Linked DNA regions of Homo sapiens: all the other regions are linked to region 4. The links are chromatin contacts, found by Hi-C or POLR2A ChIA-PET in ENCODE. All regions are on one chromosome and are shown on one strand. The core of a region is the stretch at or near the end of the contact, and the rest is flanking DNA. Distances in the headings are between cores, read along the strand shown.

Region 1 (3,291 bases), core at 433-2,932, 460 kb before region 4:
AAAGAGGTTTAATTGGCTCATGGTTCCACAGACTGTACAGGAAGCACAATGCTGGCATCTGCTTGGCTTCTGGGAAGACCTCAGGAAACTTACAATTATGGCAGAAGGCAAATGGGGAGCAGATATGTCTTCACGGTAGGAGCAGGAGCAAAAGAGAAAGAGAAGGGAGGTGCCACATACTTTTAAACAACCAGATCTCATGAGAACTCAGTATCTTGAGGACAGTACCAAGGGGGAAATCTGCCCCCATGATCCAATCCCACCTCACACCAGGCCCCACCTCCAACATTGGGGATTACATGAGATTTGGGTGGGGACACAGATCCAAACCATGGCAAAAAGCTACCCAAGTGATTTTAATGTGCAGCCAGAGTTGAGTACCATTGCTCTGACAAAATTTTTTATCTTATATATGAACAAGAAGAGACTTCAAGAGCTTAAGTAACTGACCCCAAATAAAGGCCATACAGTCAATTACTGGCCAAGACTCTGGCCCGCTCTATTCCCCTATTGGAAAACCTCCACAGCAGTCACACTTTGGGTCAATTTCTTACAGAGGATAGCTACAGTCTTTATGTCTTTAAATCTAAATCTAGATATATTATTTGAATAGTGCTAGCATACTCTGGCAGAACTTTTGAGAGTGAGGACTGTTCCAGAACTATCTGTGCTATGTGACCTCAGGATCTGGAGGTGGTGACAGGCTCAGATTTTACAGTCAGGAAAGTCTGGTTTCAAATGGTAGTTCAGCCACTGACAGCTCTGCACCCTTGGCCAAGTTACTTGGCATCTCTGATCTTCAGTTTCCTTGTAATGTGAATGTTTTGTCAACACAGACTGGTTTCTTGGTTGTGAAGACTAAATAAGATAAGGCCATAAAAGTCTCAGCACGTAATTAGTGCCTTTTAGGAAGCCGATGACTTATCCATTAGCTGGTGGTGCAATTTTACCTTTTAAATGATAGCAGTACTAGTAATTATTACTGTTGTTGTTCTTCTTATATTCCATGTATTTGCCTTCCAGATAGGTGGTTCTTAAGCAGAGGTGATTTTGTACCCCCAGGAAACATTTGGCAATGTCTATAGGTATTTTGATTGTTATAACAGGGGTGGAGGTTTGGGGACAGTGGTGGGGTGCCAGTGACACCAGTGGGTAGAGGCCAAGGATACTACTAAATGCTCATAATGCGCAGGCAGCCTCCCAACAACAAAGACCTATCTGACCCGATGGTGCGAAGGTCAAGAGACTCTGCTGTAGATATCTGTAAGTAATTGGGAGCTTGAGGGCCCAGAGCCACTGGGTGGTGACAGGATGATAATTCTCAATTTTTGCTATTGTGTGGCAAGGGGGCAATGTGTTTAGGGGGTTGCAAACAGCTCCATGTCTACTCTCAATCACCACAGAGGAAGGACTTTCCAACTCTTTACATATGAGTTGCTGTGGTAACCGGTAAGTAATAACCCTGGGGTTTATACTCCTTAGAGGTGCTGTGAGGATAATCTTGCACCTAAAGTTTAGAAACACTGGTATCAAAGCCTAAAGAAGACAAGACGATTGCATCAGATCCCACAGGAGGGCTGTCTTTCTCCATGCTTGTGTTTTGGGCCCCTGGGGGTTGCATCAGCCTCCTCACTCATGAGCTCATCATTTATAAATGACAGCCGCCAAAGTCGGGAAGTATGAAACAGTTGCCAAATGGAGAACTTGCTCAGCTTTCTTGCTGGAGCCCTGTGTCTTAACTTACTTATATTAAAAAATAAAAGGAGCACAATTCTGCTAGGCAAGCTCTGCTATGTGAGAAGGGAAGAATACATGCAGAACTTCTCGTTGAGAGCACAGAACATTTTCGTGTCTGTCGAGATCACCGTGGTTGCTGAACGTGGCCGCTGTTGAGCAAGTGGTCAGTAGGTGGCGCTAAGTCATCGCCGAGAGGACGCTCCTGTCCTAGACCTGAGTTACTGTCAGTCTTGGAGCGCGCACACCCCAGAGTGAAAAATATAGTAACAGGAAAGATTTAGTTCTTAAAATAAGTCAGCAGCTCAGCGAAGCAGATACTACCTCGGCAGGTACATTTTCTTTCTTGAACTGATGGAAAAGGGCATTTACTGCCTACAGGCTTCTGGCTACAGAAATCAAACAATCAAAATATTCAATTAAATGAAACCAGCAGCAGGCCTGGCCCCAGAAGAGAATGAGAACCAGCTGGGCTCAGCCCTATGTCTGGGATCCGGTACCGACGTTCCTCTGTACTGACACGTCCGGAGCCAATGTCGAGTCACGAGTCACCCAGGCACGGTTTTCTCTCTCCAGTGAAGGCTTTGGGTGCTGAGATGTGCAGTTGTAACGTGTAGCATGGAGACCATTTTAGTGATCTAGCTGGCTCTTCTTAAATTATGGGAGTCCTGGCCGTACATGTAGGTGAGGACGCCACCTTTCCCACCTACGTGAGAAGGTAGGAGAGTGGAGATCCCTTGAGGCGCTGGAACAGGAGTGTTGTCATGGTGATGGGGCCAGTCACAGGGCTCACCAGTCCCTTTGGCGGAGTCTCTGCCTCAATTGTAAGGGAATTTGGAATCACTGGATCAGATGCAAGTTCACAGTCATGTTGCCACTTTTTTCCACAATCTATAGCCCCCACCGTGAAAGCTCCAGTGGGTCATGCTTTAGAAAGGGGAGGGAGGTAAAGAGTGGGTGGGGGGCTTTGAATCCAATAGTCCTGTATCCCAGCTCTGCCACCAGTGAGCTCTGTGACCTTGCAAATGCCATTTTGCTTAAGCTTCAAAGCTCTCCTCTGTAAAATATGCATAGAATGGGCAGGAGGGCTGCCAATGAGCTGCTTGAAATGAGTTCACATCTCTTGGAAGCAGAGAAAGCTTACAACTAAAGTGGCCAGACAGCCATATGTGATCTTAGAAGAACTGTTGAACCCAGAGAGAGGCCTCGAAAATGGAGATGGGCAAATGCCATTCCCACCATGCGAATCCCTTTCCCATTTTTGCTTGTGGCTGCCCAGACTCGGTCCCTACCCACGCTTAATAAATTCTTACAATTTATTCTCCTGCCCTTCAGCTTGACTTGTAATAATGTAATGATGGCTATCAGGGTTGGAACAGCAAGCACGATACCAGCACTTTAGGAAGATTAGTTTCCTCTATTTAATGCTCATGACTACCTGCAAGGTAAGTGTTGTCACACCGGGTACAGATGAGGAAATGAAGGCAAATCTCTGCGCAAAGTCCTGGGTGGGTGGGCTGGAGAGTTGGGAGCCTGACTCGGGTTTATCTGAGAAAA
Region 2 (3,785 bases), core at 40-2,539, 380 kb after region 4:
TTATAGAGGATCAGGGTGTCAAATACCTGCATAGATGCCATGGGCAGCGTGTAGGCATGGGCTTTTGGGAGCTGTCTGCCCAGAGGTAGGCAATAAGGGGATGCACTGTCTATAGAAAATAATTTTTTAAAAAAAAGCTCACTAAAGTTGGCTTGTCTGTCTTCACAGGATGCAAGCAATTCTAAAAAAAAGTCAATCATAAAATATCTTCCTTGAAAAACATTTTTCCTAAGCTCTAAATAATTAAACAGTTACTAGTTTGTTCTAATAACATATATGTAAGTTTCAAATTAGCTCATTTTTCTTATTGATGTGTTTAATAAACATTATGTTCTTTTACAAACATTGTATTGTATTCCGAAGTAAGTTGGAGGAACTCTCCAGTATATAGTCAATAAGGAACAATGTGTGGACTCAACTACAGCCATTTGTTTTGAGGGGAAGTTTGTGATGATTTAGAATGATTCCAGCTTGCTTCGAGTGCAGTGCAGTTTATCTCCAAGCCCTGTGATGCTACATAGTACCAAATCTGAACAGTAGATTGGAGACAAATATGATGGTTCAGTGATTGTAAAGACAAAGAAAAAGAACTTGAGTTACTACCATTGTCACATTATGTGACCACTGTAGGATTTTATTTGTGTTTAAAATTTACAATAGTGAACTTGAGAGCAGCCATTAGCAATCCATCCATCCATCATGACCACCTTTTTGCCTAAGCCCAAACACATCCATTCATCTCAACATGACGCAGATGGTCACCAAAAACTGGTCACATCCGTAGGTGAAATATGAACTATTTGCTATCTCATTTGTAGGTTCTTTCTAATTATAAAATCTCATGTTTTTGAAATAGATCAAGTTCCAGTTTTATATATTTTAACTATTTATCTGCAAGAAGGAAAGGCTTCACTGCCACACAAAAAAAGAAATCAACATTTTTTCCAATTCTCAAATTTTAAGATATTTATCTTCAATTTCTCCCCAGGTAGTGCCTAATAATATTCCTTCTCTAGCCCAGCAATGTTTTATAAATTCAATCATCTGAGATGTTACACACCCATATTTGACTAATCTACACATCTGAGGATAGCAGAAATCTTGTCCATGAGATGAGCAACAACTGTGACTATAAATGAAAAAAGACAAACTTTGGTTTATCTTTCAAAGCTGTGGGCACTGGTTAGAGGATAGGACAGAGGAGGGAGAGGCTTCCTAGACACAAAGTAGGAAGCTGGCTTCATTCACGTCAGGGAGGAAACATGGCCCCTGGCCATAAAGGCCTCCCAAGATGACTCATCCTGCCCTAAAATGGGATTTGTTTATTCTGGGAACTCATTTTGTCATCCTAGCCCTGGAGTTAAGATTCTAAAAGCTCGTAGGTAGTAGGTGGTTTGGGCTGCCAAGAAGAGTAATTGGATTAATGCATTTCTATTTCAGATTACTGCCAAATTAGTCTGTGCTATGTGGGCTTTTTATGTTATTGTGAGTGTGGCATAACAGAACCAGCTGCTTCTGTGACTTTCTTATCCTCTTCACATCAGACCCATTCATCCAATCCCTCTCTTATCTTGTCGCATATCAGACCCATTCATCCAGTCCCTCTCTTATCTTGTCGCACATCAGACCCACTCATCCAGTCCCTCTCTTATCTTGTCACACCTCCAGATTCTTCTTTTAAAGTCCCTGGGCAGTGCTGTTCATCCTGTTCCCTTCCTAGTCACTTGCTCTTGCTTTCAGCTTCCCACTTCTTCTCAGGCTTCTTGATGCAATTAAATAAAACAAAACACGCCAACAATCTTTTCAATTATACCAAAGCCTTATCAATTGTGATTTCACTCAGTAGGAATGTATAATAATTCAATCCAGGCCTGATAGCAGTGTATCTCTGCAGCTGCCATGTAAAAGGCAGTTAAGAAGAAGAAACGTAAAATAAATCAGAGGAAATGATTATATGGACTTCAGCCAATAAATTGTTTATTGTCAATGATCTGTAATTAATTAGAACTGGAACAGAGTTTTGTGATGTGAAGAGTATTGGCTTTGGAGGCTGATAATCAAGGGTCAAGGTCTTGCTCTACCACATTTATATTCTTTGTGATGCTGGGAAATCTGCCGACATTAGAGTTTTTCTTAACTGCTTCACAGCATTGTAATTAAATAAGCAAATATGAAAATGCTTTATATGTTGGTAAATGTTATACAAATGTAAGGGCATTACTTCTTTTTTTTTACTCATTAATTCAGACCCTACTTGGGTCAACAGTTTACACAACTGCTGTTACTGTATGAAACAGTATTACAATCACAATTATTTTAGAATCTTCTGTAATTCAGAATTTTACTAACTCAGTTAATTTCCATCTGTGAAAATTGCCTGCAACACATAAAATATCTTTTCAAAGTTCAGTTTACGTGTTGACTTTAGTAGGGGATAAAGCTGTGAGGGTCTAAAGCAACTATTCTCTTGAAAAAAAATTTTTTTTTGGTCTGCTAATCTGACATTTCAGTATTATTTTGTAAATTTAAAAACTATATGTAGCTAGACATTCACAGGTGGAAGTGAGCAGTATGAATCCAGCTTTGATATTTTGGGTGCAAAATTTACTTGACCTGGATTCTGATCAATATATTGCTATAATTTACTGCCTTCTTTTCCTCAGTGACAATTTTTATGAGAGCAAGTACTTCTTTGATCTTTATAGTCTATTTACCAACTTCTTAGAACCTTCTAAGTGACTCTTCTAGGGCACATGGTTATTCAAAGAGACTTTTGCCCCTGTGACTTGATGGGCAAAAAAGTTATTATTATTATTATTTAGATGGAGTCTTGCTCTGTCACCCTGGCTGGAGTGCAGTGGCAGGATCTGGGCAACCTCCACCTCCCGGGTTCAAGTGATTCTCCTGCCTCAGCCTCCCGAGTAGCTGGGATTACAGGCATGCACCACCATGCCTGGCTAATTTCTGTATTTTTAGTATAGATGGGGTTTCGCCATGTTGGCCAGGCTGGTCTCCAGCTCCTGACCTCAAGTGATCCGCCTGCCTTGGCCTCCCGAAGTGCTGGATTACAGGTGTGAGCCACCATGCCCAGAGTAGCAAAAAGTTCTTGCAAATAACATTTTATTTTCTTTCACTGTAGACATATACACTCATTCTAAAAGTATGGAAAGTCTTAAGAAGCAAAAAGAAGAAAATATACAACTCCCTTTATACTATACCCAGAGATAAATAACTGCTGTTTGTTTTTGCTGTATATCTTCTCAAATTTTTCCTATGACATCATATGCATTTTATTAAAATTTAATGAACTTTTATGGACTTTTCTTATTACAAAAGTAATATGAGATTATTGCATAAAACTTAGAAATACATTCAAGTGAAAAGAAAATAAAACTAACCCACAATCCTATACTCAGAGATAATGGCTATTTAAATTTTGCTATATATTTTTCTAATATTTTCTTATGACGATATATATCTTTTATTAGAATTTAACTTTTACCACTCCTTCTTATTATAGAAGAAACATAAAATTACCCATAATCTTACTACCCAAAGATAAGCATTATAACACTGACATATATTCTTCTAGAACTTAGACTAGGCCTTTATGATGTCTGTACATGACTTTTTTTCCTACAAAACAGGATGATACCAACAATACTGCTTTGCAATCTTCTTTTCTAAAACTTAATAATATACAGTAACGGTGTCCCTATGTCATTAAATATTTTCCTACAACATTAATGTTAATGACTCATAATATTTTATTGTAACACAGCCTG
Region 3 (3,812 bases), core at 708-3,207, 270 kb after region 4:
TCTGTGCCTCTGTTTGCTTGTCTATAAAATGGGGAGGGTAATGGCTCTTTTCTCATGGGCTCAATTGAGAATTAGATAACATATGTAGAAGTGCTTTGAACAATAACGAATGCATACTAGCTAACATTTATTGAAAATCAACCATAATTATAATATTGAATCTCTACAATAATAATTCATAATCTGCTTATATTCAACTGATATATGAGTGGTATAGTTCAGTAAAATGCTTTGATGTCACCACTAATGCAGTACAAGTAGGAGATACTTTTCTGATGCTTGGTAGATCTTTTTGTTTAAAAGTTTGGAAAAACCCAGTGTTTCTTTTGGGGTGGATAGATAACTACATAGGGTTTTTTTTTTTTTTTTTCCTGAAATAGTGCTGTGCTGAAAAATTATATGCTATTTCTATGTAAGGAAATCTTATAAAAGTCTTAGCAGAAACACTTTATGTATACTTATTGTTAAGATATTAAGAACATTTTAGAAAGAAAAACATAATATTACTAATCCCGCCCTGACTGGCCTAGTTTCATTTTTACATTTCTTTTTGTTCTCTACCCATATATGTGCATGTTTTTCAGGGTTTCTCACATAGTAACTGAAATTCATTTTCACTTTATATTGCATGTACTTTTGCTTCCTGTGTTGTGATCATAGATTTTCTTCTTTAATGCTGTAACCTGTCTTATTACCACATTTTACTTACTTGCCTATTAATATAAATTAAGATTGTTTCCAAGGTTTTGGTATGACAAGAGAAACCTCTTGAAGGAAACCCTTGTTTGGAATTTTCTCCACCTTCCCACCCAACTGCACTCCCCATTTAGAGAAATGGGTACTAGCTGCCATTTTGGGTGCTAGTTGCCAGTTTGAGTTTATTTTTCCCCCCAATTCTCTTTCACTTTTTAACTTCTGCTTTTCTTTCCTGAGTGTAAGATCCAAATACCTATCAAAGTTGTGAGTTTTTAGGGACATCTTTATCCTTGACCACAGGTCTTGATACTGATCCTGAATGTGTGTGTTTACCACATGTCCTGTAAGGCACATATTGCAGATCTTGGACCTCTTTGGTGGATAGAGTGAGGACATGAGGAAGCACCACTCAGCGCTATTAAAAATCAGAAGCTATTGTGGAAGTGAATGATCTGGCAAGGCTAACAACGGCTCCTTATTTCATAAATATGAGTCACTCCCAGTTTTACACTGTAGATAAAACACTCTGAAAGGGACAATAAAAGCAGCAAGAGGTAGATTTAGTGAGATGCTGAGTAGATGTGTTTGTGTCTCCCTTCCTCTCAACTTTTCTAAATCCTGAGGTTTTAGTGCAGTGCTGAAGTCTTCTAGGGGCTTAAGCAAACACAGGCAGCAAAAACACATCAGAATGGAAAGATAATTCCCATTAGTTCATTTTGCCAAATTGAGGTAAAGTGCCCTTTAAATAGGAGATAATTCTTTGACAGATAATTAGCTTGTCTTCCTTGATAAAATATGTGAATTGGTTGAGTATATTATAATTAATTTTGCATATTATGTAAAAATCTATTCATGTACACTTACTAGGTGAATCTCTTAATTCCTACCTTGAGGATGGCTAGAAAGCCCCATTTCTGCTCCAGTGAATAGAAAGAGCTGGAGGAATGCTGTGGTTATGGAGTCCAGGAAGCCCTCTCTTACAAAGATTGGGAGGAGCTGAATGTGGTATATCATTATTAAAAGACACAGAGACTTCATATTAATACATGCATTTATTAAAACAAACTTTGAGAACACTTTTAGGCCTGAGAATGAGATGCTACAAAGTTGCCTAAATAATTACCTTGAAATCAATCTCTTGCTAGTGACATTCTTCTGGCTTCCCAATGTGGAGCTTTTTCCAGGGAGTGGAGTGAGTGATTGGCTGGGTGCAGCTAGCTGTTGGCTGGGCGGTGGCTGTGGGAAGTAGCCTGAGAGGGCACAGAACAGTTGCTCAATGACTCAGTGAGTCAAAGCTCCTCTCTGCAGTTTTTCTTCCCCCTACTCCTTAAGCCATTCTGAGCTCCTTCAGGCATCCCCATGTATCTGCGCACTGCTTTTGGGGTGTCTTTTCTCATTCAAAGCTATTGTCGTGGCTACTTGATTTGGCTCATATTAAAACGTGCACTGGGAGATGTTGGAGTGCTGAAATAAAAGAGCATGCTGTAGTTAATCGATCAGAGAGCCTCTCTTCTCCAAGTTGAAGTGTTTCTTTTCCTGAAAATAGAGTGGCTATTTGATGTTCCATGGGAGCCGAATGACTTCCTGGTGTAGTGTGGCTTATAGCACCGTAGATTTTAGTCATTGGTCACTACCCCTCCATGTGCATGCACACACATTCACATGCAAACAAACACATATTTTAGTTAACATTTGTAGAATGGGAACAATTATGACACTGAGCATTAACTCATTTAATGGGGATAGCAATAGTATTAAATCTATCTGCAGCGTCCAATATAGTAGCCTTGCTGCAAGCCAAACGTGGCCATTGAGCACTTGAAATGGGGCCAGTCCAAACAGAGATGTGCTGTAGGTGTAAAATATATACCAGATTTCAAGACTTTATATAGAAAATAATGTAAAATATTTCATTAGTAATTGTTTTAATATTGACTCTTGAAATGATATTTGCACATGTTAAGAAAAATATATTAGCAATATTTTACCTGTTTGTTTTTACTTTCTTGAATGCAGCTACTAGAAAAAAAAAATGCTTGTTATTATAGTAGCCTGAATTCCATGTCTATCAAATGTTGCCGATCTCAATGTGGTAATAACAGTATTATTATCCCCACTTTTTAGATGAGGCAATTGAGGCTGAGAGAGGTTAGGTAAGTTGCCCAAGGTCTCACAGCACAATGCCAAATTCAGACCTGCCTGACTCCAGAGCCCACACCCTTCATCACTAAGAAACTGTTGTATAATAGAGAATTTGTCTGGCCGTTGTCCTCAGTTCCTGGGAAATAATTTCTAAACCCTTGGAACTCCCCGAGTGTTAGGAGTGTCTTTGTTATGCATGATGAGCCCCTTGGATCACACCTGTGTTTATGTTAATGCGATGACTCAGGATAAGAGTTTATCATCAGAAAGACATCCACATGATTAGAAGGTCAGGGCTTTGTATTAGTTCATCTTCTTCAGCAGAAGAGAGTGGGACTGAAGATTGAGTTCAATCACAAGGCCAATAATTTAATTATGCCTAAGTAATGGAACCCAATAAAAACTCTGGACACCAAAGCTCAGTTAAACTTCCTAGTGAACACATTGCTGTGTCAGCAGGGCAATGTGTCCTGATTGCACAAGGAGAGGGCCTAGAAGCTCCATATGCAGGACCCTCCCAGATATTGCCCTGTATGTGTCTTTATCTGGCTCTTCCTGATTTGTAGCTTTTATAATAAAAACTATCATCATAAAGATAGGGCTTGTGTTCTGTGAGTCATTCTAGTGAATTATCAAGCCTGAAGCATTGTAGAAGCCACAGAATTTATAACCAGTTGGCTAGAAGTGTGGGTGGCCTGGGAACCCCTGAACCTGTGGCTAGCATCTGGAAGTGAAGGCATTCTTATTTGAGACTGTGGCCTTAACTTGGGGAGTCTGCACTGACTCTGCTTAGTCAGTTTCAGAATTATATTGCAGTATTGCAAGAATAGACTGCCTTTTATTTGGATGTATGTATTAGGAGAACAGCAGCTGAGAGAGCTAAGTGCTGCAGCTTAACTTGCTTATCTCTGTAACACCATTTCCTTGGTGACAATGGCCATTTGCATTCTAGACTTGGAAAATGACTCAATCTT
Region 4 (3,588 bases), core at 365-2,864:
TATCTTGACTCAGCTCAAATTTACATTTAAACTCACCTGAGACACCCATGCCACATGTCTCCACCAACTGATAAGGGGTAATTGAGCATGAGGGGCTTGTTAGAGACCAGATTGCTAGTGGAGTGGGCAGGGAGCATAGCAGGACATGAGTCCTAGGGAAATGGTCACAAATAGCCCTGAAGCATCCTCTTACCCATTTTCATTCCAGAAAAGCTGGCCTGGCCAGGCTGCAGAATCAGAGGTGCATATGGGCACACAGTGGCTCCCCTATCTGTGAGGTCTAATTCCATCTGGTAAATGTCCAAGGGGGTTTCCTTAGTGCAGAGCCACCTGTAGGGTGAATCAAGGTGACAGCAGAGCCCAGAGGAGGGGCCATGCCCTCGTCACTGCTGGCTGAGCCACTCTTGACCCAAGGTACTGTGACCCTTCTTGGTTCTGAGTCCCTCAGTCTCCTAAAATCTCTAGCAATTATCTTTTCTTTTCTTACTGCAGCCTCCACTCCTGTCCCTGGGCATGTCCTAAACACTGGCCATTGTAGTATTAATCGCACAAACCAAGCAAGTCTAATTTACAAAACAAGCCATTGCTTAGTGGAGGAGACTCGGCCAATGTGCACATCGCAGCATCAGTCCCTATTTTTCACAAACTAACCCAGTTAACCCAGTTAACTTCTCTCTGCCCATCCTGCTAACTAGATAATGGATACTCAGTGAGTGCAGCCCTAACTAAACATTAGATTGTTAGTCAGACTGGAATGTTCCTCCGTCACATACTTGAACAGTGTTTTCAGTTTGGGGTTATCCACATGATCCATTTCTCATTATCACGGACGACAAAGACCCAACTGTGTTCATCAGCATATGAACATTACTCACACACACTCATTTCATAAGCAAGAAAACACAGAGAAAGGAGAAAAAAAAAGATTAAAATAAGTGCAGTAAGGAGTGGGAGGCTTGGAGAATGAATCAAATAAGAGATTGTTATAACTGGAAGAGACCTTAAAGGGAAGTCTGTTCTTCTAAACCCATCATTTTATAGTTTCTTTGTTTTTGTAATAAAAAGACAAAGCAAATGAGGCTAAGCCAGAGATCTAGTAAGTGGCAGAGAAGGAACCAGAACTCTTCTGACTCTTCTAGGTTATCTAACTCTTAGTGAGCTGTGCATTAACCTTGTCGCCCGTCTAAGTAATGGGAGGAAGAATAGGTACTGGTTGAGAGTCAAGTTGAGAAGTGAGTTCTTTGATAGAGGTGAAGATGAGGCCAGTTACTTGGGTCTCAAACTGAACAGGAAACACCATCATTTCCATTTTCTGATCACTTTTAGAGTCAGTGCAACTCTAAAAGTCAGTGCAACTCTAGGAAGTGGGTGTACCATCTCACTCTTTCCACATCCTCTTGGCCTCCCTTTGGACTCCATGGGGCTGTAGGATGGTGCTGTGTTGATCTGCACCTCAGTGAAAACACCTCTCTGCCATCAACTTCCAGTTTGTCCCTACAGCTTTCCTGACTCCACAGTGGGCTACCTGGATTTAAGCCCTGCCTTCCCTGAGGTCTGCTGTGCTGGAAACTCTCCTGAGCATCATGACTCAAACCATGCAGCCTAAAAGGACCAGTATATGAGTCAGCTGATTCTCTTCCCCTTTCAGGCAAGCAGTTGATGTCTTAGAACCCTGTTCTTTTTCTAACTAGCATTAGAGGCCTGGTTAAGCGAGAACAGCTCTTTCTTCTGTTAAGAGGATATATATTCGGGAGGGTCCGGAGACATTTGAATCAAGACTCCCTAGTTCCTTCCCAAAGGAGATAAGAATCCCCATTGGGCCTTGAAGCTTTGAGGACCAGGTCTGTTTCTGAAGCATTCTTGTAAAAAGGTACAAACCTTCAGGTCTAGTTTAAATTCATTTCTATTATGTAGCCCCAAAGATCTTGGCTCAGGGGTTACTTTAGACCTCCCGATAGCTCTCAGAATTCCAAGCATATGCCCTATGGGCTTTCCTAGGTCTTCTCCATGTACTGAAATGTCAAAGACAGGGAAGCAAGAGCTTGGCTCATGTCCTCATCATCTCTCTTCTGGGCTACTGCTGTCATTTTTTCACTGGTCTCCTTTCCCCAGTATCATTTCATGAGTGCCTGCAAATGAGTAAATGAATGAACACAATCTCACTCTTTTCTAATTCATCCTTTCCACCAGGGGTCTCCAATCCCTGGGCCATGGACCAGTATCAGTCTATGGCCTGTTAGGAACCAGGCCTCACAGTAGCAGGTGAGAGACAGGCAATCAAGCAAAATTTCATCTGTATTTACAGCTGCTCCTCATCACTGGCATTACCACCTGAGCTCCACCTCCTGTGAGATCAGTGTTGGCATTGGATTCTAATAGAAGCATGAACCCTATTGTGAACTGTGCATGCAAGGGATCTAGGTTGTGTGCTCCTTATGAGACTGTAATGACTGAGGATCTGTCACTGTCTCCCATCACCCCTAGATGGGACCTTGTAGTGCAGAAAAACAGGCTCAGGGCTCCCACTGATTATACATTATGATGAGTTGTAAAATTATTTCATTATATATTACAAGGTAATAATAATAGAAATAAAGTGGACAATAAATGTAATACACTTCATTCATCCCTCCAATCCGGTCTGTGGAAAAATTGTCTTCCACAAACCTGTCCCTGATGTCGAAAATGTTGGGGACCACTGCTTTACACTGTTGTTAAAGAAGCAGCTTTAAAGGGCAAAAATCAAGTCAAGTTGCTCCCATTTCCATAGCTCCTCAGTCCCTAGAGCACAGCAGCCCAGAAGAGCATCTAGAACATTTGGAGTTACCTGTCTTCCAACCTTATGTCCTGAGACTGCCTGTGTCTGCCTTTACGTTGTGACCACTAGTGTAATCCAAACTCTCTGATTTTGTTCTTTTAGCTCCTTCTACTCGGAGAAACTTCCCCTTCACTAATGGGAGACATCTTTGTGATTGTTTAGGGTCCAGGTAAAATTTCACATCTCGAAGAGGGAATGCTATAGAATCCAATACACCTTGGCCTGATCACTGCCCCATCATGTGCTAACTCTGTGGACACAAGGGAATGTATTACTCTCTTCATGCCCAACTTTGCTTAGCTTTATATTGTGGAAAACAATATCTACCTCTTAAGATTAATGTAAGGATTGTTAAAAAATGAACTTAGGCATATTAACATTCTAATGAGTTTGAGCATTCAGCATTTCATGACCTGGGCAGCATTAGACCACAAGTGGTTTGGCACTCCACTGAAGGGGTGCGAAGGGGATACTTTTATACGGTGTTTGTGAAAGAAAGACAGAGGAAGCATTTGATTGGTTAAAATGGAAAGTCCCTAGTTAGAGATTAGTTGGTGGTTTCTGATTGGTAAAGTCCCTAGTTAGAAGCTACTTGGTGATTTCTGATAGGATAAGCTTAAGCTTTGTTTCACTGTTTACATTGAGTTGGGTTTTGGTTTGCTTAGGAAGAGACCCAGGGTGCTGGAGTTTCTGCAGCCTACTGGCCTCCTATTAAGCATTTTCATAGGATAAATACATTTATGTACATAAAGCAACTAGCTTTGTACTTG

The links. A loop is a pair of places that touch in the nucleus more often than their neighbours do. ChIA-PET counts read pairs that join two places held with the same protein, here RNA polymerase II (POLR2A). Pooled maps may share reads with other maps.
Region 1: a loop to region 4 is called in a map of IMR-90, with 4 times the contacts of the local background. The contact joins two enhancer-like sites. A Hi-C loop is called at or near these places in 14 of 168 maps with a recorded cell type or tissue (CD4-positive, alpha-beta T cell, CD4-positive, alpha-beta memory T cell, CD8-positive, alpha-beta T cell and 9 more), 5 of 37 single-sample maps with no recorded cell type and 15 of 50 pooled maps. POLR2A ChIA-PET finds 5 or more read pairs at or near these places in 2 of 52 experiments (MCF 10A and PC-9).
Region 2: a pooled map shows a loop between it and region 4 (4-fold over the local background). The contact joins two enhancer-like sites. A Hi-C loop is called at or near these places in 1 of 168 maps with a recorded cell type or tissue (naive thymus-derived CD4-positive, alpha-beta T cell) and 3 of 50 pooled maps. POLR2A ChIA-PET finds 5 or more read pairs at or near these places in 2 of 52 experiments (PC-3 and T-cell).
Region 3: a loop to region 4 is called in a pooled map, with 10 times the contacts of the local background. The contact joins two enhancer-like sites. A Hi-C loop is called at or near these places in 1 of 37 single-sample maps with no recorded cell type and 10 of 50 pooled maps. POLR2A ChIA-PET finds 5 or more read pairs at or near these places in 5 of 52 experiments (AG04450, MCF 10A, activated CD4-positive, alpha-beta T cell and 2 more).

Annotation. Positions count from the first base shown.
Region 1 is chr1:222,453,927-222,457,217 of GRCh38, reverse strand. No RefSeq gene overlaps it. Among named protein-coding and RNA genes, the nearest start is that of TRT-TGT2-1, 9.4 kb to the left of the region's middle. RefSeq lists an enhancer at 1,784-1,833. Within about 2 kb of position 1,682, at least 10 of the 41 ENCODE cell types and tissues checked have a DNase peak (open chromatin) inside an H3K27ac peak, as active enhancers do; they include IMR-90 and mammary epithelial cell, where a contact is called at or near this core.
Region 2 is chr1:221,610,160-221,613,944 of GRCh38, reverse strand. No RefSeq gene overlaps it. Among named protein-coding and RNA genes, the nearest start is that of DUSP10, 130 kb to the left of the region's middle. Within about 2 kb of position 1,289, at least 7 of the 41 ENCODE cell types and tissues checked have a DNase peak (open chromatin) inside an H3K27ac peak, as active enhancers do.
Region 3 is chr1:221,723,261-221,727,072 of GRCh38, reverse strand. The region is part of intron 2 of DUSP10 (dual specificity phosphatase 10); the gene reads left to right. Among named protein-coding and RNA genes, the nearest start is that of DUSP10, 17 kb to the left of the region's middle. RefSeq lists an enhancer at 480-549. Within about 2 kb of position 1,957, at least 12 of the 41 ENCODE cell types and tissues checked have a DNase peak (open chromatin) inside an H3K27ac peak, as active enhancers do.
Region 4 is chr1:221,992,362-221,995,949 of GRCh38, reverse strand. No RefSeq gene overlaps it. Among named protein-coding and RNA genes, the nearest start is that of LINC02257, 16 kb to the right of the region's middle. RefSeq lists an enhancer at 3,462-3,511. Within about 2 kb of position 1,614, at least 3 of the 41 ENCODE cell types and tissues checked have a DNase peak (open chromatin) inside an H3K27ac peak, as active enhancers do; they include IMR-90 and mammary epithelial cell, where a contact is called at or near this core.